Regions from separate parts of the Homo sapiens genome. Here region 2 is linked to region 1. The links are chromatin loops, found by intact Hi-C in ENCODE. Cell type or tissue: heart left ventricle. All regions are shown on one strand.

What was found. Hi-C counts contacts between places; a loop is a spot of excess contacts. Peaks named below come from ENCODE experiments on the same cell type or tissue, not always from the same donor. Only the 100,000 strongest peaks of a DNase experiment are listed, where the experiment ranks them.
Region 2: it touches region 1 in a loop (2.2-fold over the local background); 41 of 110 quality-filtered maps call a loop at or near these places.

Annotation. Positions count from the first base shown.
Region 1 is chr17:38,593,075-38,598,074 of GRCh38, forward strand. All of the region lies in intron 1 of SRCIN1 (SRC kinase signaling inhibitor 1), which reads right to left. It overlaps LOC124903992 (a long non-coding RNA gene), which reads left to right. Exons shown (of 2, transcript XR_007065741.1): 1 at 1-185; 2 at 472-626. Among named protein-coding and RNA genes, the nearest start is that of SRCIN1, 10 kb to the right of the region's middle. RefSeq lists enhancers at 1-207, 208-707. In heart left ventricle, no CTCF peak of the experiment used is centred here; no DNase peak of the experiment used is centred here; H3K27me3 peaks cover 4,225 bases.
Region 2 is chr17:38,548,788-38,553,787 of GRCh38, forward strand. SRCIN1 (SRC kinase signaling inhibitor 1) reads right to left here. Exons shown (of 19, transcript NM_025248.3): 12 at 3,938-4,068; 13 at 3,660-3,807; 14 at 3,099-3,345; 15 at 2,368-2,602; 16 at 269-423. Among named protein-coding and RNA genes, the nearest start is that of SRCIN1, 55 kb to the right of the region's middle. RefSeq lists a silencer at 1,946-2,155. In heart left ventricle, no CTCF peak of the experiment used is centred here; a DNase peak (open chromatin) is centred at 2,085.

The DNA.
Region 1 (5,000 bases):
GTGATTGTTCAAGAAAGGTTACATTAGGAGCCACCAGAGGTTTGACAGTGCTCTGGGAGATCGGAGGGGCGAGCCCAGAGGCGGTTGTTGGGGAAGGGCATTTCAGGGAGGAGCAGGAATGGGAGGTGATGAAGAGGAGCTGAGCCACAGAGGCAAAGGCCCACAGGGAAGAGGCCAGACCCAAGGTGAGCTGCTGGGGCCCCCACCTGGCTGCAGCACGGACTCCTCAGGAGGAACAGGGTTGGGGAGGAAGGTGATGAATCTCAGTGTGAATTCTCCATGGCGCTGGGCCACAGAGGAGCCCTGCTGCCAGAGTGCAGAGAGTGAGGAAAAGGGGCACGAGGGAATGGGGCAAGACCCATACAAAGCTTCAGGTGAAGGCGGAGGGGAAGGGAGGGTGTAGGGCTGAGGCTGCCCTGCTAGAGACTGGGACTCTCTCTCTGACCTCAGGCATGCTACTTAACCCCTCAGGTCTGTCGTCTCTTCCCCCACAAAACAGTCAGCAGCAGTGAGCTCACAGGACAGTTGTGAGGATGAAATGAACTAACACTTGTACAATGCACAACCCAGCATCTGGCTCCCAGGAAGCACCCAATAAATACTGGCCATCAGTGTTTTCATTATTACCAGTGATGATTTTTTTTCTCAAAACTCAGCAATGACTAAATGAGCCCCATCCCCTGAAAGCCCACAGAGGGAGCACAGGTCTCTTCTAACCAAAACCAGAGTCAACAGTGAGGGGCTGACCCCGGTGTCCACTACCATGGTAGCCTCCTCCCGACTCCCACCCCCTACACCCTCACTAGGCATTGCAATACTCCTTCATAGCACTTTTCCAAAACCCATCCACATCTTATTCCACTCTGGCTGGTAAAGCCAGGACGGGGCTGCTTCACCTTTTTACGGAGGCAGAAAGTAAGTCTTGTAAGGTACTGAGCTCCCCATCACTGGGGGTATTCCAGAAAAGGGTGGGTGAAAGAGAAGAACATTCAGGTCTCAGAGGCCCTTGCCCTGGCCCCCTCTGCCTGGTTCACTGCCCCTGAGCCCACCCTGCAGGCTGAGCCTTGGCCCCTCTGCTGTTTGTGCAGGGAAGCGGGGGTAACTCACGCGAGCAAGGAGGGAAAGGGCTCCAATCTCAAGTCTCTCCGCGTTCTCCTGGCTTCTCCCGGCAGCAGCCAAGGATGGGGGAGGGAGGGGAGCAGTGTCGTTGCTCTTTTAGGAAAACGGTAATTTTAATTAAGAGGCAGACAAATGAGCGCTCTGCAGATTGTCTCAGAGCAAAGTTATTAAAAAGCCATCAAGGCGGCGGCAGCCACGGTGGCAAGGAGAGCTGCCTCCCCCAGCTGCCCACCCAGATTGTAGCTGAATAGCAGTTCAGAGAGCTGGAAAAGGGCTGGAGGACGTGGAACCTGAAAATAGCCCCTCTCCTAAGAAGGCAGGGCAGCATCCAGATAGTACCCAGGGTACAGCCTGCCCAACCCTGGGCAGCAGGTGGGGACGCAAAGGGCACCTGCAATTAGGCAGCCCCTGCTGTGGGCCAAGTCTGGGCCCATCACTACTTTTTCTTTACTCTTCTCAACAATGCTGCCTGGGAGGTGTTCTTGTACCACTTTACAGGCACAAACACTGAGGCTCAGAGAGGGAAAGTGGCTCGTCCAGGCTCACACAGCTAGGAAATGGCTGAAGTGGGGGTTTGAACCCAGGGCAGGCTGACTCTCAAGTCCAATGCTCCAGGCTGCTGGTCCTGGGCCCAGATTTTGGGGGGCGGCTTCCCCTGCCCATACACCCTCCTCCAGCCGGGCTGTTTGATGTCCTCTGAAACAGCCTCAGGAGCAGCCTAATGATGTTGCCCTTAGCCATCAAGGTCACTAGGGACTTGGAGGCCAAGTAACTGCTTGCTTGGCAGGGGCACATTATGAGAGGACACTCTACAGGGACATAAAGTTACAAAACAGCTTCCAGCAGGGGGAACAGGGGCAGATAGACAGAGGACAGGCCCCCACAGCCAGGATATCTTCCAACTCTTCAACCTCTACTTGCTCAACACTTAAGCAAAGCATCCAGGAACCTATCTGCCTTGGTTGCTGTTAGACTCTGAGCCTAGCCCAGTGCCTGGCACAGAGAAAGTGTTCAATAAGTCTTTCCCCGCCGCCCCGACCCCGAGATGGAGTCTTGCTCTGTTACCCAGGCTGGAGTGCGGTGGCGCAATCTCGGCTCACTGCAACCTCTGCTTCCCGGGTTCGAGCAATTCTCCTGCCTCAGCTTCCTGAGTAGCTGGGATTACAGACACCCGCCACCACACCCAGCTAATTTTTGTATTTTTAGTAGAGACAGGGTTTCACCACGTTTGCCAGGCTGGTCTCGAACTCCTGACCTCATGATCCGCCTGCCTCGGCCTCCCAAAGTGCTGGGATTACAGGCGTGAGCCACCGCGCCTGGCCTTCAATAAGTCTTTATTGAATAAATGGATGAATAGATAAACAAGCAAACAATTGAATAAATGAAACGAGATCACAAGTTTGCATGTGACTGTAAGCTAAACAAAATGGTCCCATCTTCTCCCATCCCCCACCCTCTGGGCATCACTGGAACATGGGCTTCCCCCCATAAGAGGTGCCCCTTGCTCCTGACCCCTCTCCCCAGGCCACAAGCCCCCTCAGCAGAGGATTCCCGCCTCTTCTCTTCACCCCAGCCCTAGCTTACATGGCGGCTTTGCAGCCTGCACACACATGTACATGCACGCGTGCTTGTACACGCACACTCACTGACATGCACACACGTGCACATACAGACATGTTCTCTACCAGCCAAAGTGCCCCCCCCAGAGTCAGGTATCTGCTGCCCCCTCCCCTGGCAAAGGCTGGGCCCACCAGGGATAGCCCCCTCTCCGTTTCTGGCCCTCCAGGCTGGGGAGGAGCATCTGACTACGGAGAGCTGGAGAGCTGGCAGGAGGAGGAATCGTGGGGGGCCTCCCTCCTCCTGGCTTACTAACCTGGAGACTTTAAACAGAGGGAACAGAGTCCTGGAGGCTTCCCTCCCGCCGCACGCTGGAGCCCTGGGTGAGGGACAGGAAAGGAGGAAAGTCGTGAATGAATGCCCAGAAAGGCCCGGCTGCAGAGGAGCTGGAGAGAGGAGGGGGCCGGGGCAGGGGCTCCCAAAGTGGGCTAGGTCAGGGGCAGGGCCATGGGCCATGGGGTTGGGGGAGGTGAAGCAGGTACAGAGCAAGGCAGAGCCTTAGGAGCTCTCCCTTTGGGGCCCCCCAGGGCAGACAGGATAGAGATTGGGTGTCATAGGAAGAGCAGGGACTGAGGGGGTAGAGACACTGGTGGGAGACAGACAGGGGGACAAACAGCAGGACAACACAGAAAACATGGGGTCCCCAGAACTGGGTTCCCAGGACAGACAGCCAACAAGCCATGCCTGGTTCTCCACCCAGAAACAGGGGCAGACACTTTACTGAGGTGCCCAACCTAGACCCCAAATGATAGCCCGCCTGCCTCCTTCATGCCAGGTTATGCCATTCTGGAAGGTTGATGGGTTCAGGGTCAGAGAGGCTTGCCATCATTCCCCTGGTGACAACCCTCTCCCCAGCCTACGAGACCCCCATCTGCTCCACTCCCCACTAACCCTGAGAATGCCCAGCTTCCCCTGCCTGTGTTAGAGGAGACAGGCATTCCCCACCCAAAAGGCACTCATAGGTTCACACTGTGCTAGGAGCACAGACCTGCCTGAAGTCCTTCACCTAGCTACTGCCTCCACACCCCCAACCCTCAACCTGCCATGGCAGGGTCCCCTACAGCTGTCCACCATGCCCCACCCTTTAGAAAGGTTAGAAGTCCTTTCTAAACCTACTCCACCTCCCTCATGCTGCAATACCTATTAGCCTTTTACCCTGGGGCATGCAGCAGTTAAGACCCTTCCTGCCGGGAGACACTGTGGCCAGCACCCACTCAGGCACAGCCCTCCCTGGGCTGGCTCAGACCCATCCATACCCACAACACGTCTGGCTACAAGCATTCTCAGAGCCCCCTGCCAATCTCATGGTTCCAATTTTCCCACCGATTACCTAAAACATCGACATCCCAGGGAGAAACAGCTGTTGGGACACGGACTGGGAGAAAATATTAAGAATGCTCATTGATGTGTCTAGCCCCAGAGAACTTCCTGGATGAGGCAGTGGGAGGCACAAAAGTGAAGGCTTAGGAGCTCCAGCTTCCTTCTTACCACCAGCCCTAAGTGGCAGCTCCAGGGGCCCAGCCCCAGACAGGCTGAGGTGAGGATCTGGGTTTTCAAAAAATCTAAAGAGGTTTCTTATGTATGCCCTTTTCTCAGTGGAGAGTGGGCCCCATTCAATCATTCAGTCAGACAGAGGAAGAGGAGGAAGATAAAGATATGACTATTTATTGAATGTCTACTATGTGCCAGGAACTCTGCCTAAATTACCTCATATAATCCTACTACCCACTCTGTGAGGAAGCCAGTGTTAATGCTCTTGATCTACAGAGACAGAAACTGAGCTTCAGAAAGGTGAAGCAACTTGCCCCAAACCACACAGCAAATGACTGTCAGGGCTGCGATTGCAGCCCAGAGCTGTCTGACTGTAGACCCTAAGCTCTTGACCCAGGAGCTAAACTGTCTCCTATCCACTCCCACCCCTCTCTCAGTCTTTGGCTATCTTCCTTTTGGTGGCCTCTGGGAAGTTCTGCCTAAAGAAATTATCTCCTATGGGCAATAAGGTAGAAGAGAAGATTTCTCTTCGGCTCTGCCTCGTCCTAAGAGTGGGAGGCAGACTGTTCTAACCCCAGGCTGCCAGTGGACCAGGAGGGGGTGAGCCATCAGGTTAAGGAGAGAGGTGGGTCTAGGTTTTCCTGAGCTTTATCTTTAGGTGACTTCTGCCTCTCTAATAGCCCCTTCCTGCCCCTCCCACTTCCAGGAGAGAGGAAGCTCCAGGAAGCCCCGCACAAGCCCCTTCACGTTTTACCAACCAGAAGTTCCCATAG
Region 2 (5,000 bases), 44 kb before region 1:
ATGTACCCCAGCTTCTCGTCTGCTACTTCTGCTGCTACACCCCTGCCAGGGTGTCCCTCAACAGACAGGGGCCTGGCATGGAATTAAGGCAAATACACATACCTAGAATCCCAAACTAGCAGGACAAAGTCGCCACCGGCCACTCCCTCTTTCCTTCCATGTTCTCTGAGAAAGGGGTCTCTTTCCCACCCCAGAGGGCCTCCAGAAGTCATCTGAGGCTTCATCCTAACTCAGTCCCCTGGCCCTCTGTCTGAGGTGGGAGTGGTACCTTGATGAAGGCCGAGTCCTTCTTGCTGGTGACCACCACCTCTCCGGTACGTGTGGTGGTCAGGCCATGGGAGGAGGGGAAGCTCCGGCGGGGAGGGGGCGGTGGGGGCGACTTGGAGGGCTTCTCTGTGCGGTATCGGGGCACGGTCAACTCATCTGCAGGCACCAAGGGGCTGGGGGTCAGCAGGCCTGCAACCTTGGAGTCAGTGCACTACATCTAACTTGAAGGGGATAAACCTTGCTTCTTCCTCCAGGGAGGACCAGGAGGAGGTGAGAGGAAAGCCTGGGGGCAAGAACACAGGGCCCCTCCTTCTCTTACCTCTCCTGCACACAAGCCCCAAGCCCTGTCCCTCTCCTGACAGCACTCTTGCTACTCCAAGTGTTGTCTGTGGACCAGCAGCACTGGCAGCGCCTGGCAGCTTGTCAGAACTGCAGCTCAGGCCCCACCTCTGGGCTGCTAAACCAGGATCTGGTTGAACAGATCCTGAGGTGACGGACACACATTCAAGTTAGAGAGGCGCTGCTCTAACCACCTCCTTCCCACTGCCCCTCACCCTTGCCTCGGCTCAGCTCTCCATCTCTCCTCCAGGGATCCTGGCCCCTCCCACTGGGCTCTCCTCTCCCCCAATTTGTCCTCCAGCCCTGCTTCCGGGGTAACCTGCAGAGAGGTCACTCTAGCCATTCCCCTGCCTTTGATCTTGCAGTGGCTCCCCATCACCCCAAACCATGTCCAAGCTCCTTAGGCCAGCACCTCTGCACCTGCCAAGCTTTCAGCCTCAGCTCTGCTTGCTGCTCCCCAGGCTGGACCCTGTTCAGGCCATGCCACACACACACCTTCAGGCGTTTGCACACGCTGTTCCCTCACCCTGGAGTACCCGCTCTCACTAGCTAGGGAAGTGCCCACTCATTTGCAAGATTTCAGTGAAAAGTCACATCTTTAGGGAAGCCTTCCTGCCCTCCTAGGGCCTCCGCCAGGACTGCACAGTACCGGCATTCACCTCTGCTATTACATTTAGCACTTGCATTCTATTTCTGGTTTACATACTAGGCATGGTCCGGCACAGATTTCTTAATCATTTTGAGCCTATGTCCTTCTCTGTAAAATGGGAATAACTACCGTGTCTGCCTCCTGAGCTTGTTATACAATTATAAGGATGAGGCCAGGCGTGGTGGCTCAAGTCTGTAATCCCAGCACTTTGGGAGGCCAAGGTGGGCGGATCACGAGGTCAGGAGATCGAGACCATCCTGGCTAACACGGTGAGACCCCATCTCTACTAAAAATACAAAAAAATTAGCCGGGCGTGGTGCAGGCGCCTGTAGTCCCAGCTACTCGGGAGGCTGAGGCAGGAGAATGGCGAGAACCCAGGAGGCGGAGCTTGTAGTGAGCCAAGATAGCGCCACTGCACTCCAGCCTGGGCGACAGAGACAGACCCCGTCTCAAAAACAATAAATAAATAAAAAATAAAAATAAAATTATAAGGATGACTACAGTAAAAGCAATGGAACAGTTCTTATCACAGAGTAAGTGCTTGATAAACACAAATGTCAGTGTTATTCCCCCCACTAAATTTTGAGCTCTTTTAAAGCAAGCCCTGTCTTATTTCCGTATCTCCAGCACCTAGCACACAGTAGGTACTTAACCAATATGCATTGCAGGAATGAATAAAATGAAGGAATGATGACTGCCACTTCTGGTCTGGATTTCTGCCACTCCCGGGACCGTGACTCAGGCTGGGGACCATGGGAACTGTGTCAGTATCAGCAGTATCAGCGCTCAACCCGCCCTCAACACAGCCTGGTTTGGGGCATGTGCCCAGCCAAGCCGTGGAGGCGGATGACTCTGCCTGGACTTGCTCCCTGCCTGGTCCTCTCAGTGGCTCCCTTCCCAGGACAGTGGGAAATGCCGGGATGGAGTCCAGCTTGCCCTGTCCTTCTGGGTCCCAGTCTCCCTTTAGTGGCAGCCGATGTCCCAGGGCCTCCCTTGTGTGGCAGCCCAACCACAATGATCTTGAGATCCCAGTGCCTCCCCCATCAGCCTGGGCTCCTGAGGAGGGCACTCCCCCACGCTGGGCTCCTTACCAGCCCTACTACTCCCCATACCTGAGCCCCTCCTCCCACTGGGCTCCGTTCGGGGGGCTGCCTTCTGGCCGTGGGGGGCCTTGGGGGGCTTGTGATCTGGAGTGGGGGCCGGGCCTGGATGGGCCTTGCTGGCACAGTCCAGGTCAGGGATGGCCTTGAGCAGCTCTGCCTGTGTCTCTTCCAGCAGCCGGTTGATGTCCTTGGCACTGTACTGGGTCAGGGCTGCCCGCTTCTCCTCCCAGTCTCGCTCTGCAGCCTTAACAGGGAGCCAGGAGTCAGGATTGAGGTAGCTCTCCTGCTCCAGGACCTCTGGGGCCTCAGCCTCCTCCCCCAAGCCACGTAGGCAAGGAATAGAAAACGAAGCCTCATATTTGATCCCACCTCCAGGAAGACACTTTGACTTCTCGTGGGTATCACATGGCATCCCCATGGGTAGGAATGCCACCCTCATTATATACTACATTCGTGATAAACTTAGATCTATTTCTGGGCATTCTATTGTTTCACTGACTACATAGTCTATTCTTGGGCAAACATCATACTGCTTTGATTATTGTAGCTTTATAATACGCTTTCTGTCTAGGAGGGCTAATGTCACCCTCATTATGCTTCTTAGGCTTCCATTAGGGCACTGGCCCTCCTCCCCCAAGGAAAAAGACCCACAGGATTGGCACTCCCCACTCTAGGAAGGATGGTCGTAAGAATGTGTGAACCTGGCTCATGGCCCCACCCACAATCCCTGGCCCCAGCACCTCAACAGACACAGCTTTGTCCACGCTTCTCTTGCCAGGAGTGTCCAGGCCTTTGGTGGGGTTGCCCCCCTTGGGGGTAAGAGAGGCTCCTTCAGCTGGCCCGCTCAGCTCATGCAGGTTCAGCGGGGGGCTGGGGGGTGGCATTTCGAAGTCCACGCTCTTGTTGAAGTCAGTCTCTGCCGTCACCTTCTTGGGGGACTGACTCAGGAGATTGTTGGGGGGTGGCCACACACCCTCATCCACTTGCCTGGGGTTGGGAGAGTTGGGAGCAGCTGTGAGGCCAGCAGGTGGTGACCCTTCTGCAGGAAGGCTGCTCTGAGGGAGGTGGGGTGGGAGGCAGGCTCTGGGATGCTGTGGGAGGGCCTGGGGAGGAGTGACTGCCCCTGGTATAAGAGGAAGCCAGGTCTACAGCATGCAGGGGTCACAGGGCAGAGCTGAGGTGCCAGTCCAGTCGGCACGCCAGTGACCTTTGGGGGAGTTGGGGTAAGGGTTCAGTATGACCTATGGGTCTGGGCCCGGTGTGTGAACCCATGGGAAATCAGAGGTCAGGGACAGAATGACCTTCGGATCTGGGCCAGCGTGTCCGTGACCCCGCGGCAGCGCTTGAGGAGCCCATCCAGGCGCTGGGGCTCCTCCTTCAGGAACTTCACCGCCTCCACCTCCACGCGCAGCACCACCCGCATCTTGCTCTGCAGGCCCGGGAAGTGAGCTGAGGAGACAGGAAGGCATGAGCTGGGGCCAGAGGGAGCACCACAGACTGGGAGGAGAGGATGGTGGCTGGAGTATGGCAGACTTCCCCACCCTGAACAACGTGCTGCATTCGCAGGCCCCAGACCCACCCTTGAGCTCTGTCAGCGTCTCCCCGAGCTGCTTCAGCACCAGTGCCTTCTCCTCCAGCTCAGGGCCGGGCACCAGCCGGTGGTTGTGGGACACGTCTCTCTGGATCTTCTCCACCGATTTCTCCAGGTCACTGCAGCCACAGAGAGACCCTTTCAGCCCTTTTGGCCTGAGATGCCAGCCCAGCCCCCTGAAATTGGGCAACTGGAAAGAAATCAGGCCACCAGTTGGATCGAAAGTAAAAGCAGGAGGCTGGGCACCGTGGCTCACGCCCGTAATCTCAGTACTTTGGGAGGCTGAGGCAGGCGGATCACTTGAGCCCAGGAGTTCAAGACCATCCTGGGCAACATAGGGAGACCTCATCACTACAAAAAAATAAAATAATTAGCTGGATGTAGTGGCAGGTGCCTGTAGTCCCAGCTACTCGGGAGGCTAAGGCAGGGGGAATCACTTGAGCCCAGGAGGTTGAGGCTGCAGTGAGCCGTGATTGTGCCACTGCACTCTAGCCTGAGTGACAGAGGGAGACCTTGTCTCAAAAGCATACAAACATAAAAGCCAGCCATCAGGCCACATACTCAAGTAAAATCTGCAACGCCAAATCTCAGAGATGAGGAGACTTCAGAAGCGCTCCCTAAGAGGTGCCCTGCACCATCTGCCCCCTTGGAAGCTCTGACCCTCAGCAATATCTGCCCGAGTATCTCTCATTGTAACTTGCATCCCCTGATTCTATTCTGCCAAGGAAGCAGAGAGAACTTAGTTGCCTTTCAAAGAACCAGAGGCAGAGCACGTGCCCCCGGGGAGGTCTCTTGTCTCGGGGGAAACTGCCATGTCCATTGCCCTTCTCTCACATGATCCAGCCACACAGCCTCTTTCCTGAGGGCCAAAGCTGAGTTAGATTTTCAGCTACTATATGCTGAACTTGTGTCATTTGAGACCCTACATTCTTCTAAATTGTAAATCAGATCAGGTCTTCACTTGTGCCATTGAACGCTAAATGGATCCCATCATCCTGAGGCCTAACATCCAAACTTTTCAATGCAGCCAAGAAGGGCAGGAAGGTGGTAG